Regions from separate parts of the Homo sapiens genome. Here all the other regions are linked to region 2. A link is a contact called in ENCODE Hi-C or POLR2A ChIA-PET data. All regions are on one chromosome and are shown on one strand. The core of a region is the stretch at or near the end of the contact, and the rest is flanking DNA. Distances in the headings are between cores, read along the strand shown.

The links. A loop is a pair of places that touch in the nucleus more often than their neighbours do. ChIA-PET counts read pairs that join two places held with the same protein, here RNA polymerase II (POLR2A). Pooled maps may share reads with other maps.
Region 1: a pooled map shows a loop between it and region 2 (7-fold over the local background). The contact joins two enhancer-like sites. A Hi-C loop is called at or near these places in 1 of 37 single-sample maps with no recorded cell type and 6 of 50 pooled maps. POLR2A ChIA-PET finds 5 or more read pairs at or near these places in 1 of 52 experiments (naive thymus-derived CD4-positive, alpha-beta T cell).
Region 3: a map with no recorded cell type shows a loop between it and region 2 (9-fold over the local background). The contact joins two enhancer-like sites. A Hi-C loop is called at or near these places in 2 of 37 single-sample maps with no recorded cell type and 1 of 50 pooled maps.

The regions. Positions count from the first base shown.
Region 1 is chr18:9,115,441-9,118,863 of GRCh38, reverse strand. NDUFV2 (NADH:ubiquinone oxidoreductase core subunit V2) reads right to left here. Exons shown (of 8, transcript NM_021074.5): 2 at 961-1,026. Among named protein-coding and RNA genes, the nearest start is that of NDUFV2, 14 kb to the right of the region's middle. Within about 2 kb of position 1,408, at least 21 of the 41 ENCODE cell types and tissues checked have a DNase peak (open chromatin) inside an H3K27ac peak, as active enhancers do.
Region 2 is chr18:2,635,380-2,638,865 of GRCh38, reverse strand. No RefSeq gene overlaps it. Among named protein-coding and RNA genes, the nearest start is that of SMCHD1, 19 kb to the left of the region's middle. RefSeq lists enhancers at 1,531-1,580, 2,171-2,350. Within about 2 kb of position 2,050, at least 15 of the 41 ENCODE cell types and tissues checked have a DNase peak (open chromatin) inside an H3K27ac peak, as active enhancers do.
Region 3 is chr18:9,060,817-9,064,102 of GRCh38, reverse strand. It overlaps LOC124904243 (a long non-coding RNA gene), which reads left to right. Exons shown (of 2, transcript XR_007066278.1): 2 at 1,345-2,672. Among named protein-coding and RNA genes, the nearest start is that of NDUFV2, 40 kb to the left of the region's middle. Within about 2 kb of position 1,847, at least 5 of the 41 ENCODE cell types and tissues checked have a DNase peak (open chromatin) inside an H3K27ac peak, as active enhancers do.

The sequences.
Region 1 (3,423 bases), core at 159-2,658, 6.5 Mb before region 2:
GGAGGGTACAAAAGGACCATCTTAAAAAAAAAAAAAAAAAAAAAAAAACAGCACCATCTCTTTCCCACGTTTTCCATAATAGCCAACAGCAAGAAGCTTTATCTCTTCTTAAAAGAGCAGAAGCAGGCCCTCTTCAAAAACTGACAAGAAATGGCATGTCAACAGGAAATCAAATGAGTCACACTGAGATTAACACTTACGATCAATTAATGTTATGTATGTGTGGTGAATACAGAAATGAATCTCTTGATATGTTAACTCTCGGAGTTCTGCTTTTTAAAGGACATAAGCCAAAAGAGGAAAGAAAACAGACACTCTGGACAATGATCTCAAATATGTGGCCAATTTGATGCTTGATATATAGCAGGAAGCTACTTCTTACACCACTAACTCTAAATCATCACACAAGTCCACTATATTGCCTTTATACTAGATTAATCCCTGAAAACAGCACCTTGTCAGAAAAGGGAGATATAATATCTTATCCTTTCCAAATTGTGCAACTAATCTGGGGAGTTCACAGACTTCTATTTATAGTTAAAACTCCGGAAACTAAAAATATAAAGACCAGCTGCTAATCTAGTTACTACATTACTAAAATCCATGAGTTTCAAACTAGTGTCATTTTGGGATTCAACAAGTTACAATCTCCAAACTCTCAGTAAGCCAACATGACTGAGAACCCAAAGTGTGATGAGAATCAGGTTAGGGCTCACACAGTAATTTCACTGGAAATAAATTCTTATTCCCAGAGTTTTCCTGATACTAATTTAAACTCATGAGGTTCAACTGGAACCAACATCTTTTGAAATGTAGTAAATTCAATTAGCTGTATGTAAATTCTCACGATGACCATCATATATCAAAGACAATGGTATTTAAGATATTTTGGATTTTTACAATGGATTTACCCCAATTTCCAAGTCTTTTCTTTCCAAAGAAATCTAAGTAATTACTTACCACAAATAAAGCTCCTCCAGCTCCATTTTGCATAACTGTCTTATGCAAATTCCTTACATGTCTTCCCTAAAATTTAAAATTTTAAGAAAGTTTAGTAAATCATAGCCTTAAAAAATTTTTCATAAAGAAATACTTTAGGATTCATAATTTACAACAATGGAATCAACTTATAAAAGATCTTAAGAAATATGGTATTCTACCCTATCCATCTCTATTTCAGGAGAGTTATTTTACAAATGGAGATTCAAAGCCAAGATTCACCCACCTAACATCACACACACGAGTCAATAGGAGAACCAGGACAACCCAGATCTGCTGACTTGTGTACCTTCCTGCCACGCTCTGCTGGCATGCATTTGGAGAATTAATGTACTATTAACTTCTTGACTTTCACTTTTGTCTGAATCAACTTGGATGCCAGCTTTCACTTAGTGTGAACCTTCATAAACATGTTTTCATTCTGTACAAATGAGTCATATACTCTGTACAAATGAGTCAACTGTATCCTCCTTCCTTTTCAATCCTTTACTAAATTAGTTCTGAAACTCCAGCCGTAAAAAGTAGTTTCTGGCCGGGTGTGGTGGTTCATGCCTGTAATCCCAGCACTTTGGGAGGCTAAGGCAAGGAGATCACGAGGTCAAGAGATCGAGACCATCCTGGCCAACATGGTAAAACCCCATCTCTACTAAGAACACAAAAATTAGCTGGGCGTGGTGGCGCACGCTGGTAGTCCCAGCTACTCGGGAGGCTTAGGCAGGAGAATCGCCTGAACCTGGGAGGCAGAGGTTGCAGTGAGCCGAGATCGCGCCACCGCACTCCAGCCTGAGCAGCAGAGCAAGGCTCCGTCTCAAAAAAAAAAAAAAAAGTAGTTTCAGAAAGCTATTTATGATGCTATGCGGACTGACAATGTTCAGTTGCTTTGGAAGGAATCTGATTATTCTCTCAGCTGCATTTCATTTCTCTTTGCCCTCTTGCTCCTACCCTCCACTCCTACCCTGTCCCCCGCCCCCAAGTATTTCAACTACTGTTCTGGATTCCTCCAATTTCTGAGTTCTACTAACCACAGACGGCAGAACACTGGCTGGGTTAAACCAAGCATGGAACTAGCAAAGAGTTGGACAATTCAAAGGCAAACATAGAAGAAAGTAAACGGAGTAATATAACACAATAGTATATTTAACTTTACCCTAGGTCCAAATGATATTTCAGTTGAAGAAATATTAATAAATAAGTTTACATGGAACATCTGCTTTAATTAACAAGAAAAGACTAAGGTACAGGATGTGAGACACACGTACAAAAGATGGGAGTGATAAATATCAATTTCAGGATAATTGGAAGGCAGGGAGGGATACAGTCAGAGGTGCACAAGGGGGCTTTGATTGTGTTGGTTTTGTTTTGAAAAATTAACTGAAACTAAAATTTAGAAGACAGTCACTGTCATCTTAGCTCAGAAAATTTTTTTAATCGAGTAACAATTTTTGAGTAACATCAGTGAGTTACTTAACTAAATTCTGAGAGAAAAGACTGTATACTTATAATAAAAGGATTAATTTTAAGAGTAGGGAAAGTATTCAGTCTTCTCCTAATTTCTGAACACTAACATTTTCTGTTTATTGGCTTTTTATCCACTCCTTGCAGGCTGTCCTCAGGGCTCAGTTCACACTCCTATCTTCTTTTCTCTATAAAGCCTTTGCCTCTGAGAACTCATCCATTAACTTGACAGTGATGAGTCTTAAATCTTACACACATTTGATGACAAGAGGCTAATAGCCTGAAGAGATCATAAATGCACTTAAAAAATGAGTAAAGATCATGAACAAAAGTTTCACAGAATTCAAACTGCTTACTAGTAACTAAAAACATACAACTTAAAATAACATTACTAGTTATCAAACTACCAAGTATCTTTTTTCTTTTAAGATAGCATTCCATTCTGTTGAGCATATAGAGAAACAAGCACACTTAAAAATTCATATAGCCTTTTAGAAAGCAAATTACCATGATATATGGAAAGCCTAAATAAGTGTCTTTTTTTTTTTTTGGAGACGGAGTTTCGCTCTTGTTGCCCAGGCTGGAGTTCAATGGCATGATCTCGGCTCACCACAACCTCTGCCTCCCGGGTTCAAGCGATTCTCCTACCTCAGCCTCCCAAGTAGCTGAGATTACAGGCATGTGCCACTACGTCTGGATAATTTTTTGTATTTTTAGTAGAGACGGGGTTTCTCCATGTTGGTCAGGCTGGTCTTGAACTCTCGATGTCAAGTGATCTGCCCGCCTCAGCTCCCCAAAGTGGTGGAATTACAGGCGTAAGCCACTGCGCCTGGCCCCAAGTGTCCATTTTTTAATTTAGTAATTCTAACCTAGGTATTTTTCCTGCAGTACAAAATGAGGATAAAGCTTTACATGAAAACATGTTGTTCCTATTATGTTTATTGCAGCAAAAACACAACCTAAAAACCC
Region 2 (3,486 bases), core at 801-3,300:
AAAAAGGTGATGGATATAGAAAAGAATATATTGAAGCCAATCTGAAAAGGCTACATACTGAATGATGTCAAGTATATGACATTTCTGGAAAAGGCAAAACTATGGAGACAGGAAAATGATCAGTGGTTGCCCAAGGGCTGCGAAGAGGAGGGATGGGCAGGCAAAACACAGAGGATTTTTAGGGCAGTTAAATTATTCTGTCTGATACCATAGTGGTGAATACATGTCACTTATACATTTGTCCAAACCCAAAGAATGTGCAACATGAAGAGTGAACCCTTATGTAAACTACGGACATTCCGTGGTTATGATGTATCTGCATAGATTCCCTCATTGTAACACATGCTGCTCTCTGGTGGGCAATGTTGAAAACCAGGGAGCTGGCATGTGTGGGGGCAGGAGGTACCTTTCTTTCCATTTTGCTGTGAACCTAAAACTGTTCTAAAAACATAGTCTCTCGCTCTCTGTTTTTTTTTTTTTAGACGGAGTCTCGCTCTGTCGCCCAGGCTGGAGTGCAGTGGCTCCATCTCGGCTCACTGCAAGCTCCGCCTCCCGGGTTCACGCCATTCTCCTGCCTCAGCCTCCGGAGTAGCTGGGACTACAGGCGCCCGCCACCACGCCCGGCTAATTTTTGTATTTTTAGTAGAGACGGGGTTTCACCGTGTTAGCCAGGATGGTCTTTATCTCCTGACCTCGTGATCCACCTGCCTCGGCCTCCCAAAGTGCTGGGATTACAGGTGTGAGCCACCACGCCCGGGCTAAATTTCTGTTTCTTATCTAAGTTTCACTTTCTTTAGAGAGAAATAATCTCTTCTCTAAAACTATATTACTCATCCTCCCCTTACAAGGCAATTGGCCGGTTCTAGAGTTAGAATGCAGCATCCCCACACAAGATACACAGATCCTATAGCACACAGGTCATTAGCCATCCATAACCATATCAATTATGAAAAATAAGGACACTTTTTGTCACATTCCTCAAAATGTGTATTTTTCAGTTCTAAATATCCCTATTAATAGTTAATTTAAGTCCGGGCACGATGGCTCACGCCTGTAATCTCAGCACTTCGGGAGGCTGAGGCGGGCAGATCACTTGAGGTCAGGAGTTTGAGACCAGTCTGGCCAACATGGCGAAACCCTGTCTCAACTAAAAATACAAAAATTAGGTGGGCGTGGTGGCACGCACCCGTAATGCCAGCTACTCGGGAGGCTGAGGCAGGAGAATCACTTGAACTGGGGAAGTGGAGGTTGCAGTGAGCTGAGATTGTGCCATTGCACTCCAGCCTGGGCGACAGAGGGAGACTCCTGGCAAAAAAAAAAAAAAAAAAAAAGGTTAATTCAAGCTGACACTTGCCAAGCCTGGGTCAGTTCCTCCTCACAGAATGTACTCTGGCTTGACGTGAATCTGACTTCTATAATTGCCCCCTGCTGTCCTGTGGTACATAACTCTTGATACTTCTGAGATGTGATTTAGAAAATGAATACTTCTCCAAAGGAAACAATAAATTTGCAGAGATAAAACTGCCTAAATCATGCTGAATATGTTGCACAAGGAGAACCAAGCCCTCCCCATTCCCAATCATATGTATAGGAAATGTAGACTTTTTCAAGGCAGTCAGCAGGAACAAAATATGCGCAAAGACTCTGTTTTCATGTTTTTGTACTTTAGTTTTGTATTAGATATTTCCTGCTTCTACAGCTGTTGGGTGTGTCCCTCCTCCTGTTCCGGTGATGTAAACCTAAAAAAAAAAAAAAAAAAAAAAGAAAGCTTCTCAAAAAAGAATAAAGAAGTAAACACACACACACACACACACACACACACACACACACAAACACTGAACATTTTAGATTCCCTGTTATGTCAACCCTTTTCATTTTAGAGAATGTTTTTGCCTCACATGTGCAAAACTAAATCTATCCAACCTTGTTGCTTTTTCAGAAGAAAAGGAAGTATACACTTGTGTATTGTCTCCAGCTTTGCTAGCCTAAGAGAAACTAACTGCTTGTAACTCAAAGCCAAATCCTCAAGGTGTTCTAGCTCAAAGCCAACCACAACAGGAAGGGGAAGTACACAATATCTTACACTTTATATAATTTTGCTGTTCTCTCCTCACGTCCCTACGTCTCTCACACATCTCTAAATCTTCTTACAGGGCACAGCATCCTTGGAAATGCAGGAAACAGCTTCTGGATATCTGATGCAGGGCTCCCCTTAGATTTTTCACAGCGGCCGAGCAGCCTCCTATCTCCATACAAGTCGAAGTCCCCATTTTCCTCTGCTGTGGTTGAAATTTTCACAGAGTGCTCCTCTGGAACTACAGTCCTACTGAGCCTTTTCTATGGCCTTCTATGCAGTTACTTTCCCCAAACAGGACCCTTAATTCTAATCAGAGCTTGAGAAACTCTGCCAGCAGTCAGACTGTGATAAACAATGTTTTCGACAGGACACAGAAAGGCCAACAGAACAATGTTTCTAACCAAACATAATTAATGCTGTACCGTAGTTGGAAAAAAAAAGACTAACCATTCCTTCTTAGAATCACCGAACAAAGGCCAAACCCTATAAAAAGCCCCTCCCTGGCTGGGCACGGTGGCTCACGCCTGTTATCTCAGCACTTTGGGAGGCCAAGGCGGGCAGATCACTTGAGGTCAGGAGTTTGAGACCAGCCTGACCACATGGTGAAATCCTGTCACTACGAAAAATACAAAAATTAGCTGGGCGTGGTGGCATGCACCTGTAATCCCAGCTACTCGGGAGGCTGAGGCAGGAGAATTGTTTGAACCTGGGAGGCGGAGGTTGCAGTGAACTGAGATCACGCCACTGCACTCCAGACTGGGCAACAGAGGGACTCCGTCTCGGGAAAAAAAAAAAAAAAGCCCCTCCTTGCTCCATGTTTCTGAGATATCCCATGACCAGTTCCTCCTCACTACAGCAAGTACAGTCATGCAACTATTTTCTGTAGGTAAGACCTGTGGTCTTTTCTTTGGTTGGTGAGCTTTAACTGGCTTTTATTATCTCTGGGTGGCATTTTCAATTCTCAGAGTGATTGTCCCATAGAATTGAAGTCTCCTAACCCTCCCTTCCCCTAGAAGCCGCATTCTAATCAGGGCTTGAGAAACTCTGCCAGCAGTTAGGCTGTGATAAACAATGTTTTCAACAGGACACAGAAAGGCCAACAGAACAATGTTTCTAACCAAACATAATTAATGCTAAACTATAGTATAGCATCCCCTGCCCCACCACACCACACCCTTGCTTACTATACCTACTTGATGGAACTCCCCAAGTTCCTTCTCTTTGCCCCAGGATAGAGGTTGCCTTAAGGAAAGACATCAGGATAATGCTGTTCTTGGCTCCCGGTTACCCAGTGACTCCTTCCTTTCCATGCACAGATTGAGAGCATCCACTGCCGGGCGACTTTTTTGTCTGTCCTACTCGTCACCCTCCATCAGGGGATTTTGGTGGAAGTGCCAGCCTTTCCCAGC
Region 3 (3,286 bases), core at 598-3,097, 6.4 Mb before region 2:
TCGGCCTCCCAAAGTGCTGGGATTACAGGTGTGAGCCACAGCGCCTGGCCCGAGGCTATTATTTTTGATAAGAAAATGTTTTGTGATTTTGCATTTGCCTAGGAAGGCAATGACTGACACATCTGACACATTTATAATCACAAATTAAAACAAAAGCACCAGAACTCCCCAGGTCAGATAGGATGCTGGGTATGCCAAATTGGAGCATGCAGGATGTCAGACGACTTCTCTGAGGGCACTTATATTTCCTTATTTCTTTATTCGCATCTGGTTCTCCTTTGTTACTCTGTAATGCCCTATACTTCTCCAAATACAGCACTTACCCACTGTATTATAAGTACCTGTTGATTTGTCTCTCTCTCCCCCTTGAACTGCAATTGAAAAAAGTAAATGATAAATATGAGTAGAATTAATGAATTCAACAACAATTTATTAGATACCTAGTGTATGACAGACAGCTTTTAGGCATTGGGGTTTGGAGCACAGTGGCAAATAGAATCCCTGACTTCATGGAGTTTTTATTGTAGTCAGAGGAAACAGATCATAACAAGGAAATAGACATCTTCACTACCTCAGATAGTGATAAGTGCTATGGATAAAAATAACACAGGGGGCTGGGCATGGTGGCTCACGCCTGTAATCCCAGCACTTTGGGAGGCCTAGGTGGGAAGATTACTTGAGCTCAGGAGTTCGAGACCAGCCTGGGCAACATGGCGAAACCCCATCTCTACTAAAAATACAAAAATTAGCCAGGCACGGTGGTGGGCGCTTGTAATCCCAGCTACTAAGAAGCCTGAGGTGGGAGAATCGCTTGAACCCGGGAGGTGGAGGTTGTAGTGAGCCAAGATTGCATCATTGTACTCCAGCCTGGGCGACAGAGTGAGACTCTGTCTCAAAACAAACAAACAAATAAAGCAATGGGGAATGCTGGGGTAGGGGAGCCCTGAAGAAGCAGCAGGAATAAGCCCCGTGGACAGCTGGTGGAGGGGGCATCCGGGCGGAGGGAGGGGTTGTGCATATGCCAAGGGCCAGGCATGGGCATTTGTGTTCCAGGTATTGGGGGGTGGGGCATGGGGAGGCCGTGAGAGGACAGTAATCAGATCAAAGAGATGTAGGACCTTGCACGTCACTACAAGGAGTTAGCTTTCTTCTCTTCTTCCTCCTCCTCCTCCTCCTCCTCCTTCTTCTTTCTTTGGCTAAAGCTGTCCTCCCCTCAGCCTCTTGAGTAGCTGGGACTACAAGTGTTCACCACCACACCTGGCTGGCCTTCTATTCTGAATGAGTTAGGAGTCAATGGGAGGTTTTGAGTAGGAAGAGATATGATGTGGTTTTCCATTTGGAAAGGACCCTGTGGCTGCTGAATTGAGAATGGTGTGAGAAAGTAAAGACTGAAGCAGAAAAACAGTTTGGAGGCTACTGCAACAATCCAGGCAAGAAGTGATGGTGGCTTCATCATGGAGGAAGGGAGCCACTCAGGTTCTGGATAGCCTGGGAGGTTGAGCAAGCCATGAAATGGGAGAGAAAAAGAGGAATCAAGCCTGATTCCGAGACTGCTGGCAGGAGCGCCTGGAAGGATGATGGTTACCTTCTCTATGGAGGGGAAGGTATGGGAGAAGACAGCATGGTGTGTGAAGAAGTCCAGAAGTTTGGTTTTGGACATATTAAGTTTCAGTTGCTTAGTAGATATATCTTTCTTATTTATGTTGAATTCTCCATCCAACTTAGAGGGTAGACAGGGTTTCTTTTTCAGTATTACAATCTAACAGGAACTGAGAACTTACAGAACAGACCAGTAGGAACTGAAACAGTAGAAGGGTTGGGGAAGAGGGTTTTGAGTGTTTTTGTTTAAATATAAGGAGACAAATTTACATCCCACAATCCGTTTTCCTTCAGCAACTAGTAGTACTTTTCTCGCAGTCTTTAACAGCTAGCCAGGGCCACTAGCTCTCAGTGTTGTACTCCCTTGGACTAGGTAATTCTGAAGGAAAGATCAGAATAATGAGAAGTATGTGGGTCCTATTGGGAAAGGCAGCCCACCATGGACCCTGAAGGTCCCTGCCTGTTCTTGCTGAGTGTGCTGGATTTTTTTTTTTTTTTTTTTTTGAGACGGAGTCTCACTCACTCTGTCGCTCAGGCTGGAGTGCAGTGGCGTGATCTCAACTCACTGCAACCTCCGTTTTCTGGGTTCAAGCTATTCTCTTGCCTCAGCCTCCCGAGTAGCTGGGATTACAGGCATCCACCACCACGCCTGACTAATTTTTGTATTTTTAGTGGAGACATGTTGGCCAGGCTAGTTTTGAAACCCTGACCTCAGGTGATCCGCCCTCGTTGGCCTCCCAAAGTGCTGGCATTACAGGTGTGAGCCACTGCGTCCAGCCGAGTGTACTGGATTTTAAGACTGATCTGTCTCCTGATACTGAATGGTTTCTCTGGTTAGTCACACAGGCAATTAAGCAGGTCAAAGTGGAGAAAGACTGGCTTATTTGCTGCTTGCTCAAGGGCTGGGCCCTTAGCCCTGGGTTCCTCTCCTGTAATGCAACCCACTGCATGCGCAGGTATCATCTAGGACTATCATGTCATCCCTGTGTTGTGTATGGGGAAGGGAACTAGTGCAAATATGCTCATGTTGTTTGCTGTGCTGTGCTGTTAGTAATAAAATCCTTTGTCTCTGACCCAAGAGTCTTATGTCTTCTGCCAGCATCAATGAAACAGTTAACAGTGTAAGTTGGAGAAAGTTCCAGAGCTTTTACAGTTCTTGACAGGCCTCATCTCTCTCAAAGGAGTCTAAAGCTCCATCTGGGATTAAGGGGTAGCTTGGGGTGAAACATGATGGGGATCTGGCCAGATGCCCCAGGTCCAGCTAGGAAGGAATCCATTTTCTCTTGGGGACTTTGGTACTGAATGAAATATTTGGAGATGGGAGCAAAATGAAGGAAACAGATTATATGAAGTTTAAGGGATTAGGCTAATTTCCAATTTGTTGATACTCCTTGATTCAACATATAGTGGTAAACATGAGTCCTTTTGTAATCCCTTAGGCTTAAGTAGAAGATGGGGACAGGTGGAAAGTGCATTTTTAGAGTAAAGGTAGCAGATAATGATTGCTGAAACAAAAGAAATCCAAGTCCACTTTTGCCTAGGGAGGGACAGTTGGCCAGGCCACAAAAAAAAAAAAAAAAAAAAAAAAAAGAAAGAAAGAAAGAAAGAAAAAGAGCAGGGCCTGAATTTTTACAAAGAAAATCAGTTCGCCATTTCCTTTTAAGAAATTTTAGCCTGGCTAGACCAC